Regions from separate parts of the Mus musculus genome. Here regions 2 and 3 are each linked to region 1. The links are chromatin loops, found by intact Hi-C in ENCODE. Cell type or tissue: left cerebral cortex. All regions are shown on one strand. Each heading gives the region's core, and the rest is flanking DNA. Links, peaks and the distances in the headings are about the cores only.

Region 1 (10,935 bases), core at 1,334-9,333:
GTGGCATCCTAAGGAAGGGCCTGCAGCACGGGTGGTGGCCAGGCAGTTCTTGGGAGTTTACTTAAGCATCCCAGGTGTAACATTTCCATATTCAAGATACCGTTTAAAAAAGTATCATGGATGTGGTTTTTAAAAAGAGACAGAGCAGGTAAGACAGCAGGGAATTTAAAGGTGCTTGCTGCCAACCCTGGGGGACCCGCTCAAACCCCAGGAACCTGTGCTAGATGGACAGAACTGACTCTCAGACATTGTCCTTCGATTTCCCCACCCAGGCACATATACACACTGCAGAAACAAAAGTAATAAAATGTGTCACAAGAGACTGACCAAAGCTTTACAAACTTCATAGGTATCTGGGAAGTGGTGACACAGGGTTCACAAGCTAGCTCGGAACTTACTGGCCAATTTAAAAAGGAGGGCGTGTGGCTTTCTTTCATCAAATGTCCAAACCCTGAGACCTCTAAAAAATTTAAAATAACAAATAACTGTGTGAAAGTAATATGTGAAATAGCCTTTAAAAAAAATAGGGGCCAGAGAGCTGATTCTGCAGCCAGGAGCACTGACTACTTTTGCAAAGGACCAGGTTAGGTTCCCAGCATCCATGTGGCAGCTCACAGTGTTCTGTAACTCTGGTTCTAGGTGGGCTGATGCAGGTTCTGGCTACCACGGGTACACATGATGCACATGTATACACATAGACAAACATTCATACAAGGAAAATAAAAACAAATCTTTAAAAAAGGTATAAACATATTCAGGCTGAGGAGATGTCACTGGGTAAACTGCCTGTTACATAAACAGAAGGACCTCAGTTCGGAACCCACGCACCCACGCAAAAAGCTGTACACGAGAATGGGTGTCCATAACCCAGTGCTGGAGTGGAAACCAATGGAGGATGGGGGCATAAAGACAGCCACACTAGTGAGGTGCAGGTCCAGTCACGGTCCTGTCTCAAAAAATGAGGTAGCAAGCAATAGAAGAAAACACCACAGTTGACCTCTGGCCTACACACACACACACACACACACACACACACACCCCACACCCCCCCACACACACCTCACACACACCACCACCACCCCACACACTACAAACATACACATACTACACATATACACACTACATATACACACCAACCACACGCCCATACCATACACGCACTATACTACACACACCACACACACCCCCCAACCACCACCCTCCACCCCTACCCACATACTATACACATACACCTCTGCACCACACACACACATACTACACACACAGACACACACTACACACCCACACCACACATACAAACACAAACAAAGACACACACCCCAACCATACATACCACACACACACACAAATACAAATCTATGGACACATCCTCCTTGAAAAAAAAATCTCTCCCTCACCAAACCCCCATACTCAAGGAAAAGGTAACAAGGCATGAGAATTAGAGCTTTCAAACAATCCATGCCAAACCCAGCATACTAGTGAGAATGTCTGAACATCGATGAGCTATGGTTAGTATCTCAAGTGTCCTCTAAAGACTCATATGTTAAAGGCAGAGTCCCTCGCTTGGTACTATTGGTAGAAATGTTAATAGGCGAGAGCCTGATAGGAGGTCTCACACTGCTGTAACTCCTTTGAGAACTCTAGGGATCCAACCATGGTGTCTGTAGCTTTCATCTGCTCCAGGTCCCTCACCACTGTGTGCTACCTTACTAAGCTTCAAAGCTACGGGCCAACTGGTCATGGGCTGAGACCTTTAAGACTACGAGCCAAAATACGCCTTTTAGATAAAAACTGCCTCAAGTATTTACAACAGCAACAAAAAGCTGATAAGCAGCATCACAAGACCCACAGAATCAACTAACCTGGGTCTATAGGGGCTCACAGAGATTAACTGCCAACCAGGGAGCCTGCGTGGGCCTGACGTAGGCCCTCTGCACATACATTACAGCTGTGTAGTTTGGTCTTCATGTGGTACCCTCTAACAGCAGAAGTAAGGGCTCTGACTCTGTTGCCTGCCTTTAGATCCCTTTCCTCTAACTGGGCAGCCTTGTCTAGCCACAGTAGGAGAAGACACACCTAGTTTTACTGCAACTTAGTATTCCAAGACTGCTTGATATCCAAGGACGGCTTCCCCTGTTCTGAAGGGAAAGGGAGGAGGGGCGGCCGGCAGGGGTGGGGGCGGCATGTCTGGGGAGGAAGGGACTGGGAGAAGAGAGAGGGGAAGCTTCAGTTGGCGTGTGAAGTTAATCAATGTTCAAAGCTGACAAGCATAAGATTGTTAATAATTATATTCCGCTACCAAGGGTGCTATCTGAGTGTCACATCTGCAGATCTAGGCCAAAAACCATTCAAGGCCAGAATTTGTGCTTTTCCTTTTTCCTGCCGGAATCCACCCAGAGTATTTGCATGGCACGTAAATGAGCTCAGACCCAAGCGCAGGTCTGTGCCCACGCAGGTGTGTCCTGTTTATTTGTACACTCAACAGCAGTTGGTTTCTGAAACAGACAGACCTAGAACCAGGTTTCAAATGCTAGGGACACATGAGCCTGACCTCAGAGCTTTCAATGTACAGGGCTTGTTTATGCTATAATTCTTTGTCTTATTAATAATGTTGGAAGATTTTAATCATGTTAACTTTACCTCTTATCTCTCTTGTGTGTTTGAGACAGGGTTTCTCTATGTAGCCCTGGCTGACCTGGAACTCACTCTGTAGACCAGGCTGGCCTCGAACTCAGAAATCCGCCTACCTCTGCCTCCTGAGTGCTGGGATTAAAGGTCTGTGTCACTATCACAGGGCCTCACCTCATGTCTCTTTAAAAGGTCCATACTCATCTATGTTTCTAGATTCATTTGTCAGGATTCACTATCAGATGACACACACACACACACACACACACACACACACACACACACGAACACACACACTCTCACGGACACACACACAGACACACACGGACACTCTCAAACTCTTTTCTACACAGCAGCACACAAGAGGAAGCACCGGGATGACCTGTTTACACAGTGGCCTTTATGTGGCTTGGGTGAGCCCAGCCTGCAAACCACAGCTTCTGTTCTAGAGCCCGAGGAAGCCAGGTCTAAAACTGGGTGATCCATTCTGCAGGCCCAGGTAGAGAAGTGCAATTTCTGGAACTCATCGTTGCCTGCTTTATCCAGAGCTGAAAACAGTGGGTCTCCTTAGAAGCTCTTGGTAAGAATCAGCAAGGTGTATTTTAGGCGAAAGATGTGTCCCAAAGCAGGCTCTACAAAAAGAATTCTACAAAATGCGTGCTGTTGCTTGCTTTCCTGCCTAATTCCCATGCTACAGCCCCGGTCCCATTCCCTGGATAGCCAGCTTTTCTGCCCTCCTAGGCATGGGGAGTGAGGTCATGAAGCAACAGGCGTCCCCAGAGAGGTAACCATGGATGTTCAGTAACAAGTGCAGCAGCAAGGAGCTCATTACAGCTTCTGCAAAGGTGACCACTGGCCTGTTGACGCCAGGCCTTGTGCTATTCCCAGGGAATGGCACTGATGCAGGAATGGGCCACAGGCCTTTCACTCCACACACAGAATGGGCCTTCACCACGTCAGTCTGTTGAGAGTATCATCCAACACACTGCTCTAACTGATGAGACCCTATCATTTCCTAGCCTACTTCAGAGCCAGGCCCTGTGAATGCTGCCTCTGATAAGGAGAAGTTCTTCATCTTAACTGCAGAGCAGAACCTTCTAGAGGTGTTTTCAGATAGAAACTTCAGTCTGAGGCCTACCCATGAAGACTGTAGGCTCTGGCTGGGCACATGAACATTTCTCTGGAACAACTCTATCTTGCATTCTCAGTTCAGCTCTCCTACTCCTTTAGACACGGGTGGCATCTATTCTGGATGTGTCCTGTACCACTTAGCCCATTCTTTAATAAAAACCAAACACGGTATTTATTTCTCTGTGCTGTGGTGGGGGGCATGCATGTACCATGGTGTCTGTGTGGAGGTCAAGGGCGACTTGCTGGAGCTGGCCCTCTGTTATCTCGTGAGTCACTGGGATCTAACTCAACCTGTCGGGTTTGATTGTTAGACACCTTAATTCACTGACCCATTTGGCCAGGCCTGCTTCTGATTGAAGCCACTTTCTTGTGAGTAAATTAGTGCCATTTGAAGATCTCTACGGGCAGGGATCATCTAGTGACTCAGAATCATGCCTGGAGCCTTGCGCATTAGAAGACTGATGAACGTACCTGAGAGTTCTAGAATGTGGCTCTAGGCAGACTCAGTGTATCAAAGGAACCCCCTGCCAATTGCCAGAAGCAGGGCTGAAGGAGAAACCATAAAGCCCATAAAGGCCAAACTAAGGCCTTCCCAGTTAAGACCAAGTCAAAATAGTTTCTATGTGACAGCCTGGTCAATGTAACAGGGAAAGTTAGTGGCTTGTTAAGAAGAACTCCAGCTACCTGGTCATGCTCTGAAAGGCTGTTCTGTCAGAATGGTGGAATGCCGCCTGCCCTAGAGGAAGATATTATCTGTTTGCAAGGGCTCAATTCAAACCAATGTGGGTGAGGGGGATTCCCATGACACTCATTTTTTTAAAAATCAACTTTTCCTCTCCCCACCCTGTCTCTTACTTCCCACGAGGCAAGCTTTCTAAAATGGTTTCAGTCTTTTCAAGCTTACAAATGGCAACACCAAACAAAACTCTCTGGATGAAATAAGGCTGCTTAGGAGACAGGGGCAGAATTCAGTTCCTTAAGCCTTGCCTGGGTCTCCACATTGTTACTACAAAGCCCCAGTCACTCATTGGGAGAGCATTTCCTGAGTGCTCCTCACGTTACAAACACCAAGTCCCTATTTATGATACAAGAACCGTTCAGGCCTGGAGGCAAAGGGACAGACAGAAATACCTTTTAAGACAAAGCCCAAATGGGCCACACACAGGGAAAGCTCAAGCGTGCAGTACCAGGGACCTGACCCCCAGGCTGGAGCCCTGACCCCCAGGAACTAGTCGAAGTTCGGGGTCGGTCATTCTGAGCACCAACACCAAACACCGAGACACTTGACCAGAGCACAGTTGCTGTAGTTGCTGTGGTTCCCCCTTCCGAGTTCTGTATTGCACATTGAGGGCTTCGCCAACTTCAACCCCTATCAAAGCATCCCTTGAACCCTACGTTAAAGTTCATGAAAACGAAGATGCTGAAGCTTGAAGAACTGGGAGGAATTCCATCCAGGACCAGCACTGGCCGGTTGAGCCTGGAGCATTCCGCCGGCCTGCTGTGTCGCAGCCCGCAAAGCGCCTGAGGGCGGCGGCTGTCTGTCCACCTGCCAGGCCCGCACAATAGACCCCGTAACGACCCAGCGGTCTGTGCGGGTTCCTGCGAGCCCCGCGACCCCGCTATAGCGGGGACACACCCAGCATGAGGACGCCAAGACAGCTACACCTGCAGCAATACGAAGGGTCAGTCCGCGAGCCCGCAGGTCCCGGCGATAGGCAGGGGCTCGGAGGCCCCAGGTTGGGGCGCTGCCCGCTGGCAGAGTGGAGACCCGGGCAAGGACGGGAAATCTCAGAGCCCCGAGCTAGCGCGCGAGTGACAAGTCCTAGTGACACTCACCGACCCTCAGCGCCAGGGTGGCGGCGGTCTGCGCAGCTCTCTCGCCAGGTTCCCTCCCTTAGACTCCCGGTCCTGCTCCAGCCTTGCTGGGGCGGTTGCGGCCGAAGCTGACAACTGAGGCGGCGGGGCAGAGAGGAGGCGCCTGCGACAGGCGCGGGTGGAAGAACGCACCAGGAAGCTCCGGCTCCTGGAGGGGGTGGGGGGGCGCGTCGGAGCGCGCGTGCGCACTGGGCCGCCCCTGCAGGTGCCCCGGGTTTGCCCCCGGCCGGCTCAGCCTCGCCTAAGCTCTGGATTCAGCGTCTGCGCAGTGCCTGGCACATGTTGCCCAGCTCCGACAGAGGGCGCTCTGCGTAGCGCGTGCACCCCTCCCAGTTCAACATTCCGGATCGTGCGTCTGCGCAGTACTCCACGCAGGTCTCACCTCCAGTGGGCAAGCGCTTGTAGGGTGGGGTGAGCGTGCGTGATGGGTTGCCCCTGCGGGTTTTCTCCGCATCCGCCACTGATCGTGCAGCACGCCCTTGCTCGCGTCCAGCAAACAGTAGGCGTTAGTTTGGGGCTCTGAGCCCCGGGGTCGCTGGCCTGAAGCTCATCTCTGGACAAATGTGTTTCAAAGCAGTTGAGGCTGTAACATCAAGAATCTCACTTTCGCAGCGGGATTCAAGTTCCTCTTTCTCTTCAGGGCTCTCTCCCCATCTCACTCTTGTCACCAAGAGAAAGTGCTACTTTCTGCTCTCAGCAGGAGGAACCCAAGCCCTAGTGAGGTTAGGTCTAGGAACCTTTCAGAGGCGACAGCCCACAGCTAGGAAAGGGAAAGTCACGGTCCAGCCCAGCAGCACCACTAGGAGAATACAGTCAGGGTGGGAGGGGGTTCTCAGGGATCTGGGTCTCCTCAGGCAGAAGGCAGGGCGTCGGGGTCTCTTGGGCGGTAGAGTTTCCTCGGACAGGAGATTGGGGCGTTAGGATTTCTTCAGGCAGTAGACAGGCATGGAGGTGGGAGGGGGTTGTGGTTCCTTCAGACAGTAGGATGCGAACATCTGTGTGCCCTCGGCCCAGGCAGGAGGGAATGGCATTGGAATCACAGGTTGCTGCAGCTTGGGCATCCGCGCGGCTGGCCCGGGAGAAGCGGGGTTGAGCGTGGGCGTGGCCGTGTCGCGGGGCCAACAGTCGTCGAGGGCGATCCAGCGGGTCCTTCAGTGCCCGTGGCCACGGACAGGGTGCCTGCGGTGAGTGAGGCGCAGCCCTCCCCGGATTCCGGGCTGCGGACCAGACCTGCCTAGCCTTAAGGTAACCCTGGGATCGTGACTTCCGAATCAATGCCAGTTACACTGTGGTCATAACCTCTCGCTCTCTAGGGTCCTGTATGGCTAACCAGAAGATGGACTCCCTAAGAAAAGAGCCCTTGCCTGGTACATGGTCAGTTCCCTGGGGTCCTAGAACACCTTGTCCAGAAATGCTCTAGTCAAGTTTGCCGAATAAAGGGAGTCTCAAAGACCTGGCTTCAGGTCTTGAGTCCTTCACTAGTGTATTCAAGTCATTGTATTTTCCAGAATCTTAATTTCTCATTCCTAAAATTGAAATGGTAGTAATAGCGTATTCAAAGGTTGCGGTTCCCCCACAACCACCACTTTTTTTCCAAAGTGAAATGAGAAAAGTGCATGCTTAAGGGATTATCATCATGCCTGGCACTTAAATGGCAGTATGTGCCTGTTGTAACAAGCATGTAGCGGTGTGTGTTGGGGGAGATGGGGGGACAATTAAAGCAAGGTGGGGATTTGGATTATTGGTGTGCTGTAAACATCTCCAAAAGACTTTGTCCCCAAAGACTTTCTCTCCATCATCCTTCCAACCCAAAATGTCTCTCCCATTCTCTATTTCATGATAGGAGGTGTATGAATCTGGCTGACTGGAACTGGACGTTAAACTTAATCGCTTTTCTTTCAAAACAGTACTTGCCATTTTCAACTTAAATTCTTTAGTCCTTTCCAAACCTAAGCCTAGTTCTGCAGAACTAAATCTAGGAACAGAGCTGGGTGACTTAGAATTCCCTTAGGCAAAGGCGAGGTTGAGAGTATTCGTGATGCGTGTTCCTCAGAATCTCACAAAGTAGGTGTCTGGTGTCAAAGTCTCATTTTATTGTGTATTGAGGAGTACAGATGAAACTGGTAAAGGAAGTATTGAAACAGCCATCTAACACCAAATTCAAAGTCCTCAACAATGTATTGTTAGAACTGAATATATTGTTATTTGAAACTAATGTAAACACAATCACACGGAAATGTGTGTACATCATTGACTATGACAGTGAGTTATGTAGGCTTGTTCTATTAAATATCCAGGCAGCACAGAAACTGTAGCAACACTGCCATAGTGGTCTTTGTGTGAATCTCTATCTTGCTTCAAGTGTAGTTTGCATAGCTTTTAATCATCTAGAAGTTTTAGAGGTGTTTCATATAGATGATTAGTATATTCACAAATTTAAAATTTAGCAAGTATTATATAAATATATTCTTCAAATTTTAAAACAAAAGGCCACTTTTTTTATAACTGCCATCCTCTTCCCATGCCATTTGTTCAGTAAATACTCTCTCTATAATTTTGTACCTGTTTATGTAAATATATAGATTTATCTATAGATGTAAATTGGACACGTGACATTTGCATCTCTCTCTTCTCTCTCTTTCTCTCTCTCTCTGCCAGATGTCCCACCTTCTAATCTGTCTGAGCCCATTGGCTAAACAGCATTATTTTACAGACAGGAATACTTTCACACAGTGCACAAGAGATTTTCTCTGCACAGTTCTTGTGGTACTCAAGTTCACAGCCACACTTTTGGCATCCTGCCTTAGGATATAAGTTCTGTGTGTTTTCTTACCATTGTGGTACAATCTGCATGAGCTGATGAAACCACAGGGACCACTGCCAAAGCTTGGCACAGCCAGAGCTTGGTGCTATGTGGACTTTCAGCTTCCAAAGCTGTAAACCTCTTTTACTTATTCTCATACGTTTCATTATAGTAAGACAAAACCAATACGATGATTTGAAGGTTTTTTGTTTGTTTGTTTTTTGTATTTTGAGACAGTTTCTCTGTGTAAACCTGGCTGTCCTGGAACTCACTCTGTAGACCAGGCTGGCCTTCAACCCAGAGATCTGCCTGCCTCCAGAATGCTGGGATTAAAGGCGTACACCACCACCACCCAGCTGTTTTTTCATTTGATGTTTGTTTGTTTGTTTGTTTGTTTTTAATATAGGTGTAGCTTGTTATAGTGGCACCTCCTAAGTACTTTATCCTATTTTAATATTTATTTTACTATTTTTATGTGTCTGGCTGGTTCTTTCTCACTCTTTCCCTCCCTCTGTGGTGTGTGTGTGTGTGTGTGTGTGTGTGTGTGTGTGTGTGTGTGTGTGTGTGTGTGTAGGTACGTACGTATGTACATGCATGTTTGAGTACCTGCAGAGGCCAGAAGAGCATGTCAGATCTTCTCGAGCTGTAGGTGCAGGCTGTTGTCAGCTGCTGCACGTGGATGCTGGGACGTGAGCTTGGGTCTTCAGGAAAGCAGGATGGACTCTTAAGTGCTAAGCCAACCCTCTCGTCCACAGATCTCATTTTTAAAGGCAGGGTCTTTCACTGAAATTGGAGCCAATTCTCATATATTTCATTATATCTGCCTGCCTCTGCCCCGCTAGTGCAAGGATGGCAGGCATGTGCTGCCATGCCTGACTTTCACATGGGTACTGAGGACTGAACTAAGGTCCTGCAAGCATTTTCCGCAGCAAATTTTTAATCCACTGAGCCATTTCTTGAGCCATCTCCCCAGTCCTGAAATAAAGAACATTTCTTTGCTTAAATATGCTAAGAAGAAAAATAAACATGAAAAGCAGATGGAGGTTGTGGTGAAGGAGTGTAGGTGATCTGACTCGAACTCTGTTGTTCTTGTCATTGCACAGAAAATAAGTTGCAAAATGGCAAGATCAGACGCCATGTTTGTGCTGCCATGGCTCTTGCAAAAAGTCAGGCAGGGCAAGGAATGATAAGAATTGAGGGGGTGGGGCTAGAGAGATAGCTCAGCGGTTAAAAGCATTGACTGCTCTTCTGAAGGTCCTGAGTTCAAATTCCAGCAACCACATGGTGGCTCACAACCATCCATGATGAGATCTGACGCCCTCTTCTGGTGTGTGGTGCATCTGAAGACAGCTACAGTCTACTTACAGATAAGAAAAATAAATCTTTGGGTTGGAGAAAAAAAATCAAGGGGGTGAAAGGGTGAAAGGTAGCAAATTCTGGAATATTCCAAAGACTGGACAAATAGGTTTGTGACAACCTACATGTACACTTCAGAAGAGATCACCATAATTAATGACCTCTAAGACGGGAGGTGAAGGGGTCGGCAATGACTTGTTTTAGGAGGACCATGAGTGGGCCAGGTCTGTTTTGAGGTAAAACACGGTGGGGGTGGGACAGATATCTCGCACTTGAATATTTGGGAAAAGAAATTGAGTCAAGTCCAAGCTAGAGAATGAAAGTAGACATTGTCCAAACATACCGGAGTCCATCAACACAGAGTGAAGTCATCTGTGGAGTGAGTGTTGTTGGCATGGAAAGGAGTCCAGAGACTGAGCCCTGTAGTACCTTAATGTTTACAGGCTGAGGAGAGGAGGAAGGGTCTGCCCAAAAAGGCCAAGAAGGAACAATAGGGAAAAAGATAAGTAACGAAGGCGCTTTCCAAAAGCCCACAAGAAGAAAGCTAATAAAGAGCGAAAGAAATCTGCCTTTTTTATTTATTCGAGACAGGGTCTCACTGTGTGGCTCTTGTCCTGGAATTCCTTATATAGACCAGGCTGGCCTTGAACTCACAGAGATCCTCCTGCCTCTGCCTCCCAAGTGCTGGGATTAAAGGTGTGTGCCACTGAGTCTAGCTGAAAGACTACTACTTAACATTAACATTTTCTCAGTTTGTTTCCTAACTAGTGTTGAGCTTCTTCTTCAGCTGGGAAAAGAAAAATGGAGGTGTTGAAGAAATTAAAACTCCTTCTCTGGAAGAATTTCATCTTAAAGGTAAGGAACTGCTTACCTGGGGGGAAGATGTGGGTCCTCGGGAATAGCTGCATAGTTAAGTAAGTTTCAGTCTTCGTTTCTCTTCCTGTTGCTGTGATAAAACACCCCTGACAAAAGGCAACGTGAAAGAGAGAGGGTATGCTCTGGGTCACGGCGATTGTGGGAGGAGCTTGAGGCAGCTGGTGCTGTCACACTGACTAGGAAGCAAAGGCCAGTCTGAGAGCCTAGCTAGAGAATAGCTCCGCTCACAGTAAGCAAGTCTTCTCATCCCAATTAACAGACAGTAA
Region 2 (8,593 bases), core at 594-8,593, 180 kb after region 1:
ATCTCAGAGAGTTTGAGGCCATCCTGTTCTATGTAACAGGTTCCAGACCAGCCAGGGCTACATAATAAGACCTTGTCTTAAAAATATATATGTATATGTGTATATACACATACATACATACATACATACATACATACATACATACATACATACATACATGGGCTGGGGATAAAGAGAAGGCTCAGTAATTAGAGCACTGGGCCTTCCAGGGTACCCAAGTTCAGTTTTCAGTATCTATATGATGGCTTACAACTATCTATAACTCAGTTCCTAGGGATCTAAGCCCTTTCTTGGCTTCTGTAGGCACTGTGCCAATGTAGAACACAGACACAGTCAAAACACTCATAAACATAAAATAAAAATGAAGGGAAAGATAAAACAGACATTATTGTGGTGCAGTGCCCCTGACTGTACAGGAATACATGCAGTTTTACAGAGACCTGCTCTCTCATATCTTCACTAAATCTAGAAAGTTACAGATTGTACTAGTTGTTTTGTTTTTAAGTCACTATTGAGGTTGAAGTTCTGTAGCAACTACCTCAGAGAGGGCTAGCTCCTCCATAGCTCTATTCAGGTCTGTGTGACAAAGTTGTTATGTCAAGCATGAGTGCCAAACAGGCTTTACACTTCTTTCCCCACAGTATTTCCATCAGGCTGGAAAGCATATGAAGTGTAAAGGATAATTTTGGTATTAAGATTCGTATCTGGGCCTGGTGTGTGTCTATAATCCCAGCACATGGACGGTAGAGGCAGAAATGTCAAATCATCTTTAGCAACAGAACAAGTTCAAGCTAGCTATGGCTACAAGAGACCTGTCTCAATAAACAAACAAACAGACAAATAAATGGAGTCTTTTATGACTTCCCTTGTTACATCAATCTTTGATTGTGCTGTAGGTGTTAGATGCAGTGTCTCATGGCTACGTTGTTACAGACAAATGATACTTGTTTGAAGGCTTGGTCATTTATTGATCTGCATGGAAATTGTGAATACTGTATGTAGGACTAAGGAAGCAGCCAGTGGACACATGGATAGGCTAATCTGTGACATGTCAGGAACCAACCACAACAAAAGGAAGGCATCCATTGGTGTGCTGCTTGTCTGCTCTGCAGTTGCTGCCTAGCCTATTTTCCTATGTGAAGAGACCAGAGCACCTCTGCTGTGCATTATACCACCACATTGGAGATGCGCTCAGGAGCTTATATGCTGAACTCGATGGCTCATAAGAGCACTGGCTGAGTGGTGCCTTAGTTCCAGTACTCAAGAGCCAAAGGCTGGTGGGTCTCTGAGTTCAAGGTCAGCCTGGTCTACAGAGTGAGTTCCAGGATAGCTAGGGCTAAACAGAGAAACCTTGTCTCTGGGAGTAGGGTGGGGGAGCATTGTCTGCTTGTCTGGATAATCCCGGTTTGATTTCCAACACCTAAATTGTGGTTCACAACCATCTGTTACTCCAGTTCCAGGGGATCTGACACCCTGTTCTGGGCTATTTGAACACTGCATGCAAGTGGTGTACAGACGTACATGCAGGCAAAACACAATAAACATAAAATTGAAATATAGGTTTAAGCCGGGCATGGTGGCACACGCCTTTAGTCCCAGCACTCGGGAGGCAGAGGCGGCAGGCGGATTTCTGAGTTCGAGGCCAGCCTGGTCTACAAAGTGAGTTCCAGGACAGCCAGGGCTATACAGAGAAACCCTGTCTCAAAACAACAACAACAACAAACAAAGAAGAAAGATTTAAAAAAAGTTTGTAAGCTGAAGGCCTAAGGAGAAGTTCCAAAGCATAATTTTGCCTTTTAAACCTTGTAGTTATGGATTTTGACAAATGGCCACCAATTAGAGGAGTCACACTGCACTGTCATCTCAGCGCTCAGGAGACTGAGGCAGGAAGATTGCAAGCATGGGGCTGGTCTGACCTAACAGGGAGTTTTAGGCTGGCCTAGCTTACATAAAGACCTTATCTTTTAAAAAAGAAATAGGGGGCTGGAGAGATGGCTCAGTGGTTAAGAGCACTGACTCCTCTTCCAGAGGTCCTGAGTTCAATTCCCAGCAACCACATGGTGGCTCACAACCATCTGTAATGAGACCTGACGCCCTCTTCTGGTGTGTCTGAAGACAGTACAGTGTACTACACTGTATACTAAATAAATAAATCTTTAAAAAAAAAAAGAAACAGAAAACAATGTGGTCCCCAGCTGACCATCGGAGTGTCTGGATGAGTAGCCAGCATACTCGTGCTTACAAAGCAAAAGTGTGGACTTGCAGCAATATACAACTTTGTGATGTGAAAATAAGTGATTTGGTTAGTGTTAGTATGTTTCCTAAATAAAGTTAGTATCTGTTGAAGAGGTATCTTTGTACATCTGTGTCATGAGAGTACAGGGTGGGAGGCTCGTCACACCTTTCTCGCAGGATATACTGTTTACCTCTTGAGAAGGAATAGACCAAGGATCGATCAAGTAGAGCTAAAGCGACGAGGCTGCACAGAGGCAAGTATAGCCTCTGCTGGATTTGCACTGCCAGCCACAGCTTCCTGACCTTGCTTTTCTGCCTTTTGGTCCTCACAACTCGTCATTTGGAGTAAATGGAGAAGGACCACTGTCAGGAATCGTCATCACATATCTCCAGTCATCTTGGTTCCTGTGAAACAAAACTCAGTATCAAAAGGCAAACTCCCATCTCTCATGCAAAAGGAGACTGTTTTACTCGGACATTTGTATAAGTTAATAGTGACATCTTTCCTAATGCCTTGTATACCTCTTTAAATACTGTTTTACTTTCTTGCTTGAAACAGAGTGTCCTAGAGTACCCAGGCTGTCCTTTAACTCACTCTGTAGCCCAGACAGACCTTGAACCAATAGCCCATCCAAGTAGGGGAGATTATAGGCCTATACAACCAGGCCTAGCAGAACATTTTCCTTTGAACTCTACACAAATGCCAACTACCCTGCCTGGTTCCTCCCTGTAAGACTTGTGGGCTCTGTACCTGCAACTCCTCTGGGACCCCACTTGCTTCTCCATGAAACAGCGGCAGCCAACTTCTCTAGTTCTCATCCCCAGATTGGCCACAAGGGTAAATATGGCCTGTGGTCTGCTCCTTTGCTGTCTCCTAGTACAAGGGCTTTGCTGTGTTGCAGGTTACTTCAGAGGATGCTGGGAGGCCTAACCCAGTTTGTGAAGTGCTTGTCTACTAGGCCAGCAGAGACTTGACCCTAGGACTACACTAGCATTGCTCCAGTGAGCACTGGTTTTCTGCAGTTCTTCACAGGAATCCAGAACCGCTGTTTGTAGGCTGTTTACTACTGCTCAAACACCTTCTGGTGGAAGACTGGGCTCTGGTGTAGCTCCTAAAACACTGCTGCTTTCCTGCCCTCCACCCTCCGGGGCACGAGTGCTGGACATTGCAGAATAAACAGCTGCTGCACTGCTGGTTTGGTACAGGGCATCTCCAAGGTTTGTCCTGCACTGCCAGCATTCCCTAAACTTGCTCTTTCCTCTTACTGTCAGTGCTCAGGACCATCCTGTGACTGGCACTGAGTCATGGACAAACACAAGGAGCACACCTGTGAGCTCAGGACTTGGGAGTTAAGAGGCCAGAGGATCAGGAGTTCAAGGCCAGCCTAGGCTACATTAAGCCTCCCACACATGTACACAAAGAAGAAAACTGGGTTGCATCTTTTTCCTGTTTTAAACATTTTCATCTTTTTTTCTTTTCTTTTTTGTTTTTCAAGACAGGGTTTCTTTGTATAGCCCTGGCTGTCCTGAACTCACTCTGTTGACCAGGCTGGCCTTGAACTCAGGGATCCATCTGTCTTTACTACCATGCATGGAATTAAAGGCATGCGCCACCACACCCTGCAACCTTTTCATCTTTTAAGACTTAATTTAGGGATCAGCTTTTTCTGGGTCCTCATGACGGAGCCCCAGATCCTCCTTCTGGGCACACATCCCTTTATCTAGCAAACCCATTTCTGGCTTCCTTTGGGAGATTTGTCCAGGGTCGCGTGTGCTCCCACAACAGGCTCCCAGCTCAGCATTGCTTTCCTGATAGTGTGTTCCCACTACCAAGTGGAGAAACATAGGGTCAAAGACAGATTGGGGTTTATTCAACACCTGACAACCAGCTTCCAGAGCCAAGGTTACAGTAAACTAATCTCCTATGCCCCCTAGTGGCAGAGCTGCCTCACTGCCTGCCTGTTTATCTTCAGCGTTAAGAACCAATCACTCTTGCACTCTTGAAGTTTGGAATTTTTGCTAGAAGGAAGGGTTTCTCTGTCTCTAGAACCATTGCCTTGTAAATATGTATCTAGTGTCTCTCTTGTGGTCTGATACATAGAAACAGTGTAGATTTGCAAACCATGTGATATTCAAACTTATCGAGGAGCCCAAGCAGAGCAAGACAGATTCTGTGTTTATTGGACTTTATTAGTTTTTATTTTATTTTAGACAAGGTCTCCATATGTAGCTTTGGCTCTCCTGGAACTTGCAATGTAGACCAGGCTGACCTTGAACTCCTAGAGATCCTTTTACTTCTGAGTCCTGAGTGCTAAGGCTAAAGAGTGTGCCACCACGAGCAGCAGGGGTTTTTATTTCTGTGGGTGATCACCTGCACATATGCCCGTGTGCCATGGGACCAGAGGATGGCGTTAGACTCCCTATAACAAGTTACAAGACAGCCATGAGCTGTCATATGGATACTGGGACTAAAACCCAGGTCTTCTTCAAGGGCAGCAAGTGCTCTTAACCGTTGAGCCTTCTCTCCAGCCCTCCCTGTTGTTATTTCTTTGATCCGTAGTCTATAGGTATTTATTTCTGGTGCTAAGAATTAAATCCAGGACCCTATGCACGCTGCTAAACACACACTCTACAGTGCCACCCTTATGTCTGTATAGCCCAGGCTAGCCTCAAGATTTCCCATCCTGTTCAGCCTCTTAAACACTGGGATTACAGATGTCCACTGCCATACATGGCTCAACTAGTTTTTAGTTTAATTTTTTTTTTTTTTAAAGAACAAGCTGCCGCCGGGCAGTGGTGGTGCATGCCTTTAATCCCAGCACTTGGGAGGCAGAGGCAGGTGGATTTCTGAGTTCGAGGCCAGCCTGGTCTACAAAGTGAGTTCCAGGACAGCCAGGGCTACACAGAGAAACCCTGTCTTGAAAAACCAAAAAAAAAAAAAGAACAAGCTGCCTTTGATCATGTTCCATTTTTCAGAATAGTACCGTTACCTATGCTATTTAATGTTTCCACCAGCCATGTCTGGGCCACACGTGGTTCTATCTCACCCAGGTTCCTCTCTCTCCACCCCCATGCCTTTGTGGTGGGTTGGAAGGAGGCTGCTGCAGGGCTTTTCCTGGGTCACACGGTTCTTGATGTTCCTGTAAAGGCTACTGCTTCTCCCTCCCTGTCTACTTCCCTTCCCCCTCCCCTTGTTCCTCCCATTTTTTCTCTTTTCTTTTGTCTCACCCCCTTTTTTTTTGTTGTTGTTGTTTGGAGACAGTACAATGTAGCCCAGGTTGGCCTCGAACTTAACAGTCTTTCTGCCTCAGAGCCCATGGTGCTGAGGTGACAGCTGTGTACTCTCAAGCCTGGTCTTTCCTTCTTGGGAATAGCTTCCCTGGTCTTTCCAGTTTACGGCTGTTTGGGATGTTAAGAAGTGTCTGAACTTCTCTGCCTCCTCTCTAGGACCTTTGGAAAGTGCCATCGGCTGTTTAAGGAGCCCAGCTTCCATCTCTGTCCCTTTCCTTATGGGTCTCTGATGTGCATTTCCAAGCCCCTCCCTCTCTGTGTCTGGAAATCCCCACTGACAGTGACAGGCCAGAACTCATGACCTATGATTTCATGCCAAGGGGGAAGTAACAGTAAAGGAGAAGGCAGGGATGCACTCTTGTGGTTTCTTTCCTAGAGTCCACTCAGAGTAGAGGCCCTGCACAGTGCCTGGAAGATCTGGGTGGGAGGTTTGAAATGGAACGAAGTGAGAGATGGTGGCTCACCTGGTAGTTCAGCCACTAGCGCGGGCCCTAGACCAGAATTGTAATTCCTTCATTTGTTAGCTGGTGACTGGAGGAAGGCTCTTAGTCTTCCTAGGTTTGTCTCACTAACCAGTGACTAAGAGTAGGCATGACAATAACCTCAAATGCCTCAGCATAGGCCCTGACATATAGTTAGGTGCTTAGCTCTGTTACTAGGGTGGCCAGATCTGGGCACCCTACTGGATGTCTGAAAAAAAAAAAAAGTCACAACAACCTTCGATGCAAGGGCCAGAGGGGGACACTTAGGGGAGGGAGAGGAGAAACATGGGGGATGTCAGGAGGACTTCCTGTGGGAAAATGGGTTCTGAGTAGTAAGTAAGGAGACCTGGGAACTGGTGCTGGAGGATAGCAGACAGCAAAGGGAAGCGCACCAAGAAGGACCTACCTAGCACATGATTAAGCAGCAAAGAATTGTGGGATATTAAGTGCTGAATAGAAAACAAACCAAGGGCCGGGCATGGTAATCCCAGCACTTGGGAGGCAGAGGCAGGCGGATTTCTGAGTTCCAGGCGAGCCTGGTCTACACACAGAAACCCTGTCTCGAAAAACCAAAAACCAAAACCACCACCACCACCACCAACAACAACAACAAAAAACCCATGGGGACTAAAGCAAGGTTCTGTGGTTAAGAACACTCACTGCTCTTGTAGAGGACTTCTGTCCAATTCCCAGCACCTACCTGGCATCTCACAGGCATTACTAACTCTAGCTCTAGGGGATCTGACGAGCTCTTCTGACTTCTTCAGGCTCTAGGCACACAGGAGAAAGAGAGGGGGAGAGGGAGGAAGCACTGGAGATAGCAGTACCGAGGCCCTGTGTGCTGGCTTAGAAAGGAAGTGTGACCTTGGCAAGGGCAAGGAGTTGGAGAGAGACAGGGTGAAGGCGTGGGGGCAAGAGTGAAGATTCCTCTTTTCAAAAGTCAGAATGGAGCAAGAGAGGGTGGAGGAAGGGCTAAAGCTGCTCTCAGTAACGTCCTCTCTGAAACAAGACAAAGGCTCTTCTACGGGCCAGTTTAAAGGGTGGTAGACTGGATTCAGCCAAGGTGGGAAGGGGACACAGGGAGTTTTCTGCTGTGAAATGTAGGACTGAGAAGGTAGCAGGATGGGAAGGTGTCTCTATTGCCTGCATGGAGAAGTTGAGGTATTAGCATTGAGACCACTTGGAGAACCCACTGGTCTTAGAATGTGACCTTGAGTTTCAAGGGAGGTCTAGGCTAGGTCGTGGCTGCTCAGGAGGGAAGGGTAAAGGAAACTAGGCAGCCTGAGTTGATAGGTAGAAGGAAGGCAGGCAGCTGGGGTGCGTAAGCTGCTACAAGGGTATCTGGAGGGCAGAGGTAGCCTTAGCCACTCCATTGCTGGGGAAACCAGTCCTCCATCAGTGGTCTAGAAAGGAGGCCTGGCACAGGTAGGCCTTGCATGGGTGCTAGAAGGGCAATCAGGTCTTTCTGAGACTTTCAGAAATCTGGGTTACCTTTCACAGGTGTCAATGCTGAAAGCCCATCAAGCAGGGTGCTTTTAACCCCCTGCACTCAAGAGGCAGACAAGACGGAACTGGTCTACATGGCAAATTCCAGCTTAACCAGAACTTCACAGTGAAACCCCGTTTCAAAAATAAAGTAGAAAAATAAATAGAAAAACAGCCATGCCTACGTCTTTGTGGGCAGACAGCTATACAAGAGGGGGTCAGGTGAGGGACCCACAACCACCACCGGAATTAAAGGGAATACGGTGGGCCTGAATCTGCAGGAGCCTAGGTATGGAAGAAGGTGACTACAGAACACCTAGGGCTGTTGCACTTTAAAGCCCGGAGAGGTGGGGCGTGGTATTCCTGGGGGTTGGCGGAGACAGCGAAGCCCAACACGAGGGATTTCTTCTGTTATAAGTTCTGTAGTGCTGCTAGATGTCACTACTTTAACCTGAGTCTTATGCAGCAGGAGTGCCTGAGGTCCGTGAGCAGTGAACACAGGGAAAACGAACACGGGTACTCGAACACCGGTGAGTTCTGCGCAGCCGCAGTGAAGGTGGGCTAGCGTTCGCTCCACCCTGTATGCTAATATGAGCGCTACGGCTCCGCCCCGGGGGACCGATGATCCCAAAACCCGTAGGGTTCGAGAAGACGACTGCGTGGAGCCGCGGGCCAGCGAAGACCCAGGCAAGGCTGAGCGTTGGGCCCCGGGCCCCGAGGACTGGTGCCAGGGCCCATAAATTGTCCAAGGGCTGCCGGCGAGCCTGGAGCCTCGCTCCCCCACCGGCGCAAAGTGGTACAGCCCGTGGGGGCGGGGACAGATCATGTGACGCGAGCGCGGCCGCCATCTTGCTTTGCGGTGCTGGTATTTAGAGCGCAGCGCCTGACTGGCGGGGTCGCCTTCCCATCCGCTGCCTCGACGATCTTCGCTTGCCTCCTCGCTCGCTGTCCCGTTGTCCTAGCTCGCCGCCGCCCGCTGAGCTTGTCTTTTCCCTGCTTGCAGACATGGCTGACATCAAGAACAACCCCGAATATTCTTCGTTTTTCGGTGTCATGGGCGCCTCGTCCGCCATGGTCTTCAGCGGTGAGCATCGCTGCAG
Region 3 (10,935 bases), core at 1,541-9,540, 150 kb after region 1:
TCCAGCCGAGTGTTCTAATTGCTCAACACCTGAGAGGTACCCTGGTTGGAGTTAGACGCGGTATTTGAAGGGTTCCATGAAAATAGTGGAAGCACTTTAAATATTACCCAACATCCTGCTTGCCCAATTCCTTGCCAAAGCCAGGAGGAGGCAGTGGAACTCCCAAGCGTCCTGGTGTCGTCACCAAGTTCGGGACCAATTGGCTCTTACGTGGCAGACCAGGATGTGACGTAAGGCTGTGATGGGCATCCTTACCATTGCCACCCCATCTCCACCCCCAAAGCACGGCCACCTAGTCGGAAACATGAGGTCACCAGAGTCCTTGCCTGAGCCCACCCTGCCAGGTCTGGCATCCCCAGAACCCCCTGGAGCCCTCCATGCCCTGTTCTTGGCCACCGGCGGTGCGGGGGGCTCCTGGTCGCGCTGCGGCTTGCCCTTCGGCGCCCTGGCGGTGCTGGCCGGTGCATCTGGCACCGGCATCACCTTCTCGCTGTGCGGGCCCTGCCTGGATCTGGCCCAAAGCATGTCTCTGGCTGCTCTTGGCGTCGGCCTTGGACTCCTGACCGCCACCTTTCTGTGCTGGCGAGCTCGGCGGAGTAAGAGGGCTGGGTTTGTGGAGCAGCGGGAGCCTAAGCCTGTGTGAGGGGCCACCTCCCAGCAAGGTCTGGGCGAGAGGGCTGCATTTCACTGTTGGCAAGACACAGAAGACCCCTCCCTAAACTGTTTATTTCTAAATCCTCATGAAGTAGGGAGGGCTACCAGCCTTTACCCTTCCTCCTTCTTCTACGCCCTTCCCCCTCACACCATCCCTCCACCAACCGGTGCTTTTCAGCTTTTCGTTTTCAACACGGAGAGCTGATTGCTGCCGCCCAGCTGGCCTGACAGTGTGGAAAGGGAGGGGGTTTGCAAAAAGTCTGCGCAAGGAGTGCAGGGCATGGAGAGAGTAAGGGACGAGGTGAGACGGAGAACGTAGACTTGCCAGCCTTCCTCTCTACGTCTGGGCCTATTGAGGCATAATAGGCACTCATACAAGGCAAGGAGAAGTGGTGGCAAGGGTCTGAAGGGGACAGTTGGTCCCGGGCTGGCCAGGGGGTTATTTGAAAGATCAGCAGCCCCCTGAGACCTGAAATTGTCCAACACTATCATCCTCTGCCCCCCTCAACCCAATTGCTGTTATGGATTGGGGTGAGTGTGCAGAGCTTGAGCAGTTGCAGGTGTGAGGCAGGGGTGGGGGGGGGGCTGGGGGGGAAAGGAGGGCGGAACCTCTTTGTTACAGAAAATGCCTGGAGGGGGTAGGGAATCATGAGAGGAGAGGCCTAAGAGGCCTCAATCAGGGGCGGAGGCAGGTGGCTGGGTCCACAGAGAGTTATAAGCAGCTCTTGGAGACTAGAGAAAGCTATCCCAATGCCCAGTCCACCATCTGCAAGAGTAGCCCTGGGGCCAGACAATGTGTGCAAAGGGCAATTCTAGGAAAGAGCTCTGAAGCCCATGCCTCCTCCTTGAAGGGCTGGTGAGGCAATGGCCATTTGAGCTCCTGTCCGGCTCCATCCCTCAGGACCTGATCAATGCAGAGATCACCAGGCACCAACTTCCACCCACATCAGAATCCATCTCATACTCTGCAGACCCCAGCAGTCACAGTTCACAGGGAGCTGAGCTAGAGATAAGGCTTACTTCACTGTTGGCGTGAAAGGCTGTCCCCCTGTCCCACCTCCCATAGTTGTCTGACAGTCTGGGGACTCTAGCATGGGCTTGATGTTCAGAGGACAGCCTGGTTTTCCCCTGAGTCAGCTGTTCTAGAGGAACAAGTGTCCAACACCCTGCCACACTGCTTCTCTCCCGGTGCCTGCCTCTGCCGCAGCCCCTGTGTCCTGGGAAGGGTCCAGGGTTCTTGTTTCACTATTCCTTTCCTGAGAGCTTCTGTTTCTCTCCTTTTTTGTTGTAGGAACACTTTCAGTCCAGAATGCTAGCTCTGAGTATACAGGCATTCTCCCTCATATGGCCTCTCTTACCATCTGCAGGGACTGGCCTGTGGTCAGCCTCCTTTCTGAAACCAGGTAATTGGACCTCAGGACTGCTCCCCCAAGATGGAACTGTATCCCACCCGCTCTTCGTGGAGTCCATGGCAGCCTTGCCTGGTCCGTCAGGGACCAAAGGCAGTGAGTGGTTCCTCTTGGCAAGACCCTCTCAGCCACAGCCCACCTCCAACTTGTACCCCAGCAACTCATCTGGGGCATCTGCCTGTTTTTCTACCCAGATGTACTAGGCTGTAGACGGTCAGGTTCAGGGATTCTGACTCTGGTTTATTTGTGACCAGCCCCTCTCCAGTCGTTAAATCCCACTCCTTACCTTTCCACGAGGGTGGGGGTGGGGTAACAGGTGAACAGACCTTGAACCCCAAGGGACCATCAAATAGGCTGTACTTTGTGCTCAAACTTTCAAGCCCTTCTGGACAATGGGGCTATCCTATGACACAGCTATACCCTGAGACCCAGGAGTGATTTAGATTAAGAGATTGGCTGGATCTCACTGTCCAACCGTGACCTCATCACTTAGCCGCATCCCTAGTGCACCTCGCTTAGGATGATATCTATGTTAGCTCATCAAATGCTCCCAGCAACTCCACAAAGCATGGCAAACAATAGACATTTTGGTGGATGAGGAAACTGAGGAACTCAGGCCACACAGCCAGAAATCCAAACAGCTTGGATTTAAAATAAGACCTGAGTTCTTTCTGCTAGAACAGACTACTGCCTTGGGGATACCTTACAAGAACACCAGCCCCAACTGTCTTCTTCCCCCATTCTGGGGAGCATCCAAGACTTCAAGCTTCAGTTCTAAGGTTGTGCCTGCATGATGGGCCTCTGGGAGGAGTGGCCCAGACCCCAGCCCAGCACGTGGCACCACCCCAGGAGCAGTCAAAGCCTGGCTTCAGGCCGAGGACCCTGCTGGGTGGTCCCTCACGGGCTGTAAGGCTGAGCTGCCCCCTCCCGTAAGCGCATTCCTGGCTCTCCAGCCCCTCCCCCCGGATCGTGGGCCTCCCAGCCCCCTCCCGCGCTGGCCCAGCCTGTGTCTGAATCTGCTTCTGATTCTGGCTGTCGGGACAAGGCCCCCTCCCCTCCTTCCTTCCCGGCCCGAGCAGCTCCGCCCCTGGCTAGGACCAGGCTTGCTCCTGCTGAGCCCCCCACCCCCTTCTGGCACAGCTCCTCTGCTCTCGCTGCAGCCAGGAGAAGCCGGCAGCCCGGGCGCCCCAGGCCCCGCCCGCCCAAGGCCCTTCCCGGGAGGCCGGGAGACCTGCTCCTCCTGGCCCTCCGTGGGTGAGTGCTGGCGGCCGGCGGCGGGTGGGGCCTCCGCGGGCGGAGGCACCGGGAGCGGGGGCGACGCCTGTCAACGCTTCAGGCCTAGCAGGAGGACTCGCCAACATCCCTGCTCCTGTGCTCGGCCCCGGGCGTGCCGGTGGCTGCTCCCACTTCTGGGCCTGTGCTGGGGGCCGCCCTGGTGCTCTGCTATCTTGGCACTGCAGACCCGGCACGCAGAGTAGCGGACTAGGCTCTCTCTTCGAGGGCAGACTCGTTAGGCGGAAGCTGGCTGGTTGACTTACAGCGGCCACGGCCATGCCCACCTGGCTCTGGGGGCTGCTGCTGACCGCGGGCACGCTCTCCGCTGCACTGAGCCCAGGGCTGCCGGCCTCTGCCGACCCCTGCTATGATGAGGCGAGGGAGCCTCGCTCTTGTATTCCTGGCCTTGTGAACGCTGCTCTGGGCCGAGAGGTGCTGGCGTCCAGCACGTGCGGGAGGTCGGCCAATCGCGTCTGCGATTCCTCGGACCCGCAGCGGGCACACTCTGCAGACCTCCTGACCTCTGCTCCGGGCACTGCAAGTCCTCTCTGTTGGCGCTCCGATTTGCTGCAACAGGCACCTTTCAACGTAACCCTCACAGTGCCCCTGGGGAAGGCTTTTGAGCTGGTCTTCGTGAGCCTGCGCTTCTGCTCAGCTCCTCCAACCTCCGTGGCCCTGCTTAAGTCGCAGGACCATGGCCGCAGCTGGGTCCCCTTGGGCTTCTTCTCTTCCAGCTGTACCCTGGACTATGGCCGTCTGCCTGCTCCTGCTGATGGCCCTTCTGGTCCAGGGCCAGAAGCCCTCTGCTTTCCAGCCCCCCAGGCTCAGCCTGATGGTGGAGGCCTTCTGGCCTTCAGTGTGCAGGATGGCAGCCCACAGGGCCTGGATCTGGACAACAGCCCCGTGCTCCAAGACTGGGTGACTGCCACAGATATTCGCATAGTACTCACAAGGCCTGCCATTCAGGGAGACACCAGGGACGGTGGGGTGACAGTCCCCTACTCCTACTCAGCCACTGAGCTTCAGGTGGGAGGTCGATGCAAGTGCAATGGGCATGCCTCACGGTGTCTGTTGGACACCCATGGCCACCTGGTCTGCGACTGCCAGCATGGTACAGAGGGCCCTGATTGCAGCCGCTGCAAGCCCTTCTACTGCGACAGGCCATGGCAGCGGGCTACAGGGCAGGAAGCCCACGCTTGCCTTGGTGAGGCCTTGGAGGGTAGCCTGGGGACTTCTGACCAGGCAGGGCTGCCCCTGACTGACCCTTCCCTGCAGCTTGCTCCTGCAACGGCCATGCGCGAAGATGCCGCTTCAACATGGAGCTCTACCGACTGTCCGGCCGCCGCAGTGGGGGCGTGTGCCTCAACTGCCGGCACAATACAGCTGGTCGTCACTGCCACTACTGCCGGGAGGGCTTCTATCGTGATCCAGGCCGTGTCCTGAGTGACCGTCGTGCTTGCAGAGGTGAGCCTGCCACCTATACACGTTCGTGATTTACTTCCCCAGAACCCCAGCTACAGTTCTGAGCTTATCATTTCTGTCCTCAGCTTGTGACTGCCACCCAGTTGGTGCTGCTGGCAAAACCTGTAACCAGACCACAGGCCAGTGTCCCTGTAAGGATGGTGTTACTGGCCTCACCTGTAACCGCTGTGCCCCAGGTTTCCAGCAGAGCCGTTCTCCTGTGGCACCTTGCGTTAGTGAGTGACCCTGCCCTGTCTCAGTCACCTCAGCCAAAGTCGCATCAGCTACTGACTGTTGTCTGTTCCCTGAGCCTTTCCGTCAGATACCCCATTATAGACTATTCTCCCACACTCCTTAGAGACTCCTGTCCCTGGACCCACCGAAGAAAGCAGTCCTGTGGAGCCACAGGGTGAGTGGACACCAGAGCCCAGACTGGCCTGGGGAAGAGGGCCCTAGCTAAAGCAGACCAGTGTGGGGTAGAGGCATGGGAATCTGCTAGTCTCCACTCTTTCCCCCTAGACTGTGAGTCACATTGCAGACCTGCGCGTGGCAGTTACCGAATCAGCCTGAAGAAGTTCTGCCGGAAGGACTATGGTAGGCTGCCTCACTCCAGCTCTTCCATCTCGCCCCCAGCTCCTTTGAATACCTTGACCCTGGCTGTACTTCAAGGCTCTTTCTTTCCTCGGGTCTCCCACTGATGCGGGCTTTGGCAGCTATGTCTTAAGTGTACCTCCCTCTAGTGGGTGACCTCTTCATGTCTCTCCTAAGCCATTTGGACATTCTATGCTTCTCTATACAGACCCCTCCGGCCCTGCCCCACTTAACCTGATCGCTTTTCCACGCCCCCCCCGCAGCGGTGCAGGTGGCAGTGGGTGCACGCGGTGAGGCCCGCGGCTCGTGGACACGCTTTCCGGTAGCGGTGCTTGCTGTGTTCCGCAGCGGCGAGGAACGCGCTCGACGCGGGAGCAGCGCGCTGTGGGTACCAACTCTAGACGCGGCCTGCGGTTGCCCGCGCCTCCTGCCCGGCCGGCGTTACTTGCTGCTGGGAGGTGGGCCGGGGGCTGCAGCTGGGAGCACAGCGGGCCGGGGACAGGGGCTCAGTGCTGCCCGTGGAAGCCTCGTGCTGCCTTGGAGAGACGCCTGGACCCGGCGCCTGCGGAGGCTGCAGAGGAGAGAGCGGCGGGGGCGCTGCGGGACCGCCTGAATCTGCAAGCTGGGCGTGGACTGGGCGGACTCAGCTCTCTTATCACTGGGCGCGGCGCGTTCATCAGAGCACTAGGCTGGAAGTGTCACGTGCATCGCCATCTAATTTCCCCCTACCCCCATCCCCGCTTGAAACCTATTTGGCGATACCCTACCCCCAACTTAGAGGAGTATGATGGCCCCTAAGAGCTATCTGGAGGCTCCTAGGGCAGCTCAGAGGACCCTGATCTTATCCCTCTTGGCTGATACCCGACGTCTCTTAAAGGTGTGAACCCGCCTATTCCCAGGGGATGCTAGGATGATCCCTCTGGGGTTTGAGCACATCCCACGGGCCAATGTGATTCATCAACTCTCTGATGCTGTGATACACTAGAGTTCTCCAACCTCTCCAAAACCACTGTTGCCACCATAATTGCCTGTACACCGCTGCAGGGGCTGTGGCTCAATTGCACAGCCAAGACAGCGACGTCTCTGCCCTCCAGCCGGGAATGTACAAAGAGTATTGTAGGCTCCCCTGTCCAGTGTCATGGATCTTGTCCCCATATCCATTCTGGCCTGCCTCTGCCGGTCACGTGACCGTGTCCCCATCCGCAGCTGCATCACTGCCTGTGTCCCATATCTTTCTTGTTCCGTTGTACCCTTTTCTGGGGTCCATCCAGCTGTCGCTTTCTACCACGACTCCTACCAGTCTTGGCCTCTTGGCTCCATGACACAGGTCCTGCCCCTAGCTAGGAGCCCTACACTCTATCCGCTCAAGACTGGACGTCGAGAAGGGGCAGATCAGGTCCACGTGTGACCGGACCAGAGGCGACTTCCACGGGCAGCCGTCGGAGTTCTAGTCGTCCGTGACTTTGCCTTACACCAGGCGCTAGGGTCCCCACCTCTTTAGGCGAGCCCCCGCCCCTTAGCGCGGGAACCGCTGTTTGGCTAGCGCATGCTCCCGACTTGGCCGCCGCCGGGCGCAAATGCGCATGCTCAGAGCCGGCAGCACTGAGACGCGGGGCACTCGGGGTGGGCAGCCCGCAAGCGCGTGCTTGTGGGGCGGGGCCGCCTACGCGCGTGCGCAGAAAGTCCAGTGCGGTCCAGCGGAGAGCCGAAGGGAGAGGTGCGGTGCGGCGCGCCGAGGTGGGTGCGCGGCGGGGGCGTGGCGGCTGGACGCGGGGTGTGGGGGTGTCACTGCCACGGTGCGCTGACCGGCGGCACGGATGTACTGAGGGAGGGGGGCACGGGTTGTGCTCCGTGTCTTGGTCGCTGCGGGTTAGGGGGCTCCAGAGTCTAATGCTGCGTGCGTGACGTGGGCCCCGGAGTCAGAACCCTTTGGGCAGGCCCGGCTTTCCTCGATCATCCCTGCCTTCTCTGGGCTCTGTGTCGTGGGCAAGAACTGCCTCTGTGTCAACCTTCCCTTGGGGCACTTTCCGTCCCTGCGGAATAGGAAATCCTCTTTCTGTATTCGTTCGAAATTGCAGCAGTGTTCATATACCTTTGCCCTCGGAGACCTGCAACAACCCAGGCCCTTCACTTGCCAAAGATGACACAACTGCCCACCTGAAGCTTAGGGACTTTCCCAGCCTGAGAGCCCTATCCAGCCAGTGTCCCTGACATGCCTTGGTCACCTGTGCCTTAGCTTGGCCCTGTGCTTCAGGAGTTTTGAATAACAGCTGGAGGGCAGAGCTGGCACCACACGGGGTGGGCTGCACATGACAGAAGTCAGTCTGCTGGGTGCTGGCAGCCTGACCACAGATTTTCCTTGACAGACCTGACTCAGTTCAGAAATAGTGCTCTGGCCTTCTTGGATGGGGACTCACTGGGCTAACTTTAAAGGCCAAAGATTGTCTAGCCCAGCCCGGACATATGCAGGCATAGGTTGGCCATTTGGGCGGTTGTGTTGCTGTCTTTCCAAGGTAAATAAAGGATTTTCCTTGTCTCACCATGTTCTGCTGGAAGGTCAGCAAGCTACTCCCAGGCAGTTGGTACAACTGTCCCATGGCATGCGTTGCCATGTCATCTACTTGGGGACAATGACTCCATTCTCATTTTCACACCCCTGTCCCCAATAGGCACCTGTCATTGTTCACTGAATTGTTGTGGAGATGGCTGTATTTGTGTTCTCTCAAGCTCTATCTGATGTCAGTTCTGGGTTGGTGTCAAGACCAACCCAGACGACAAATGGTTAAGAAATTTCAAATATTTGATAGTGACCATTCATATTGAGTGCTATGAGGGCTCTGTGTGCTTCCTTGATGATTAATCCTCACCTAATCTCCCCAGTACTCAGATAAAGACTTAGGGTAGTGACAGCTGTATTTAGAATCTAGTCTGCGTGTGGATAGGCCTGGAGCCACATCGTGTTGTCCCTGTTCCCCCATGGTCTGGCATTCAGTTAGCCAGGCACTCTCTTAAGTGCTTGTTGGAGGGAATAAAGATGCCACTTTTTGAATGCTACATGTCAACTAGTGAACTAGCAATGTAGTGGCTTTTGGCTGGATTAAGGGTGACCTTTTGGGTTTGCAGAAGTACTCTAGTAATCTAGGTAGGGTTTTCATAACAACAATCAAATTTACCTCCCTGGGAGTGCAAACTCACCTGCCTGTGTTCCCTACTAGCTCTGAGTAACCACCCTTGCCAGGACTGTCTGGCAAGTCTCAGTGACCTTGGGCACACAGCATTGCTCCTAATCCTTATTAGAGACTGAGCCAACCTCTGAAGACATAGTAAAGTGTTTAAAGTACACAAGACAATGAAGTGGGTTGTAAAAAAAAAAAAAAAAAGATTTGCCCTGTTGAATGTTCTACCTGTTTGAGCATACCTTTTCTGTTTTGACAACTCTAAATGGAAGAAAGAAGCCCTTTACAATCAGCCATTTCAGTGGTAACCATCACCTTCTAAATGGAGATAATTTTTTTAAAGCCCTCAGGCCTTTTACTGAGAACAAGCTTGAATTCATTACTGGGAATTTTCACTATCCTTTTAATATGTGTTTACTGCATTGAGAATGCAGCAGTGCTTACCCGTAGATGCAAGGCTCTGTATTCAGTGCCCAGGACCCAGGGGAGCTGGGGGTGGTGGCACACAATTATAATCTCTGTAGAGAGGCTAAGGCAGAAGGAGCAAGTGTTAGGCCGCCCTGGTGTACGGAGCAAGACTCTCCTTAAAAACAACAGAAAGGGCTGGTGAGCATAGTTCTATAATAAAATTCTTATCTGCTGTGCACACAGCCCTAGGCTCAACCCTAGTGCTAAAGGGGAAAGAGAAGAACAAAAGGTGAATTTGCATGAGAAGGAGCTGGGTGGGGGGTGCTATGGACACAGTGTTGAGTGAGACCTGGGAGATTGGGGCCTGGGAGTGACTTGATCTGATCTGTTTTCTAGACCCAGAAGGGTTCCTGCGTGCGCTGAGGGTGGGGCCAGCTGAGGTACTGTCAGACAATCCTAAGAAGGGCAAGCATGAGATAAGCAGCTGCCAGGAGGGTAAAAGCCAGAGCGGAAGGAGGATATGGGGTGACTCCAGCCCAGGACACAATGTAGAGAGACACAGGCTTGGGAGGAATAAGGCTTTGAGTTTGGAGAGGTGCCTGCCATTCAGACACTGGGTAAGCATCTACTGGTCTGGGACTCAAGTACACACGGGGCTCAAAAGTGGGGAACATTCCTGTGTGGCATTTAAGCTGGGCTTCCATACAGACTCCCAATACTGTGTCCTGAAGACTCTAAGGAAGGGAGAAGGCTGGTTGGTAGCCTGTTGCTTTGTAGGTGTTGTGGAGTAAGGCTTTATGTTTCCATCACAGAGTCCCAGCTTGCCTGTTGAGTAAAAGGGGTGATTCTGCACATCAAAGGTACAACAATCCCTGGTCCCACTGCCTTCTAGGGGATTTTCCTGCCTGCTTTTTGGGGAGTCTCTACTTATCTCAAAAGACCCCATTTTTCTCCACACCATGGGTCAGACCTCTGTGTATACTCACAGCACTAGGGGAAACCCACCTCGGAACTTGCCTCGCCTTTCTTCCAGGCCTCAACTTTCTGTGGAGTCGGCCTCAGCAAAAGGCAGCTCTCTGGTAAGAAGTAAGGGAGGCCAAGCATGTGGTATCCACTACAGTCTTCTGCATTGTGGGGGCCTTGAGGACAAGGGAGAATGGGCAGTGTCACAGGAGCCCCTGCCTGCCCGCAGCCCCCGAGCGTTTGTCTGTGGACTGTATAGGCCAAGTGTTTGAGCCTGGGATGTTCCCTTTGCGGGTGACAGACTACATAGTGAGGCACAGTAAGCTGTTTCTGAAAAGGCTGTTGTGCCTGGCTTGTCCTTCGTTTGTTTTGTAGCCCTGGAATTGGACCCAAGGCCTTCCGTTTAATGCCATGCAAGAATTCTACCAGTGAACTCTATCTCTAGACTAGGTTTGGGGTTTTTTGAAACAGGCTCTCGCTATGTAGCCTAGCTGGCCTCAAACTCACGATCCTCTCTCTGAGTCTGCCTCCTGTGTGCTGGGGGTACAGGAATGTGACTGCTCTTCCAGCTTGTTGCACAGTTTTTTAATTGGGTTCTACACACTCTCAGAGACTTTGGATGTTGACTGATAGGTGAGTCTATTATGAATAAAAACTGGTTTGCTGTTCTAAGTGTCACTCACTGTCTGGGTCTCACCAAAGGCTGCCCTTCCCTTCAATCTACCAGCCTCATCTTGAGTCACTTTGTTCCTTTGTGCTAGTTTCTGACCATCTTTCTCAGCAGGGCCCTTTCCAGCACACCTGCCTTGGAAGCTTGTGGACCTTTAGAAGGAGTGGGTTATGGGACATACTCCCACCCTAGGACCTTCTTTCTTCCTGGGCTCTTCCAGCCTTGCTCCCAGCACAGCACACAAAGGACACTGTCCTAGCATCTCAGTTAATCCCAGGTCTTTGGGCTTCTTGGAGCCTGTGAGCTGAGCTATAAATGTTTGTGTTTT

The links. Peaks named below come from ENCODE experiments on the same cell type or tissue, not always from the same donor. Only the 100,000 strongest peaks of a DNase experiment are listed, where the experiment ranks them.
Region 2: a loop joins it to region 1, with 2.8 times the contacts of the local background. A loop is called at or near these places in 12 of 42 quality-filtered maps.
Region 3: it touches region 1 in a loop (2.0-fold over the local background); 2 of 42 quality-filtered maps call a loop at or near these places.

Annotation. Positions count from the first base shown.
Region 1 is chr17:24,346,912-24,357,846 of GRCm38, reverse strand. It overlaps Abca17 (ATP-binding cassette, sub-family A (ABC1), member 17), which reads left to right and starts at 6,788. Exons shown (of 31, transcript NM_001031621.3): 1 at 6,788-6,879; 2 at 10,562-10,648. The coding sequence starts at 10,595. Abca3 (ATP-binding cassette, sub-family A (ABC1), member 3) reads right to left here and starts at 5,824. Exons shown (of 33, transcript NM_013855.3): 1 at 5,596-5,824. In left cerebral cortex, for the core only: a CTCF peak has its summit at 5,927; DNase peaks (open chromatin) are centred at 5,078, 5,898, 6,534 and 6,689; H3K4me3 peaks cover 2,593 bases; H3K27ac peaks cover 1,848 bases.
Region 2 is chr17:24,169,190-24,177,782 of GRCm38, reverse strand. Atp6v0c (ATPase, H+ transporting, lysosomal V0 subunit C) reads left to right here and starts at 8,333. Exons shown (of 3, transcript NM_009729.4): 1 at 8,333-8,577. The coding sequence starts at 8,499. Tbc1d24 (TBC1 domain family, member 24) reads left to right here. Exons shown (of 8, transcript NM_173186.4): 8 at 1-2,352. In left cerebral cortex, for the core only: CTCF peaks have their summits at 4,172 (motif pointing left) and 8,275; DNase peaks (open chromatin) are centred at 4,164, 7,434, 8,078 and 8,299; H3K4me3 peaks cover 1,288 bases; H3K27ac peaks cover 1,612 bases.
Region 3 is chr17:24,201,666-24,212,600 of GRCm38, reverse strand. It overlaps Tbc1d24 (TBC1 domain family, member 24), which reads left to right and starts at 7,039. Exons shown (of 8, transcript NM_173186.4): 1 at 7,039-7,127. Ntn3 (netrin 3) reads left to right here and starts at 3,214. Exons shown (of 6, transcript NM_010947.3): 1 at 3,214-4,542; 2 at 4,614-4,802; 3 at 4,886-5,035; 4 at 5,158-5,208; 5 at 5,319-5,393; 6 at 5,654-8,770. The coding sequence starts at 3,615. The coding sequence ends at 6,003. In left cerebral cortex, for the core only: a CTCF peak has its summit at 5,550 (motif pointing left); DNase peaks (open chromatin) are centred at 6,369, 6,558, 7,001, 7,544 and 8 more places; H3K4me3 peaks cover 6,132 bases; H3K27ac peaks cover 5,844 bases.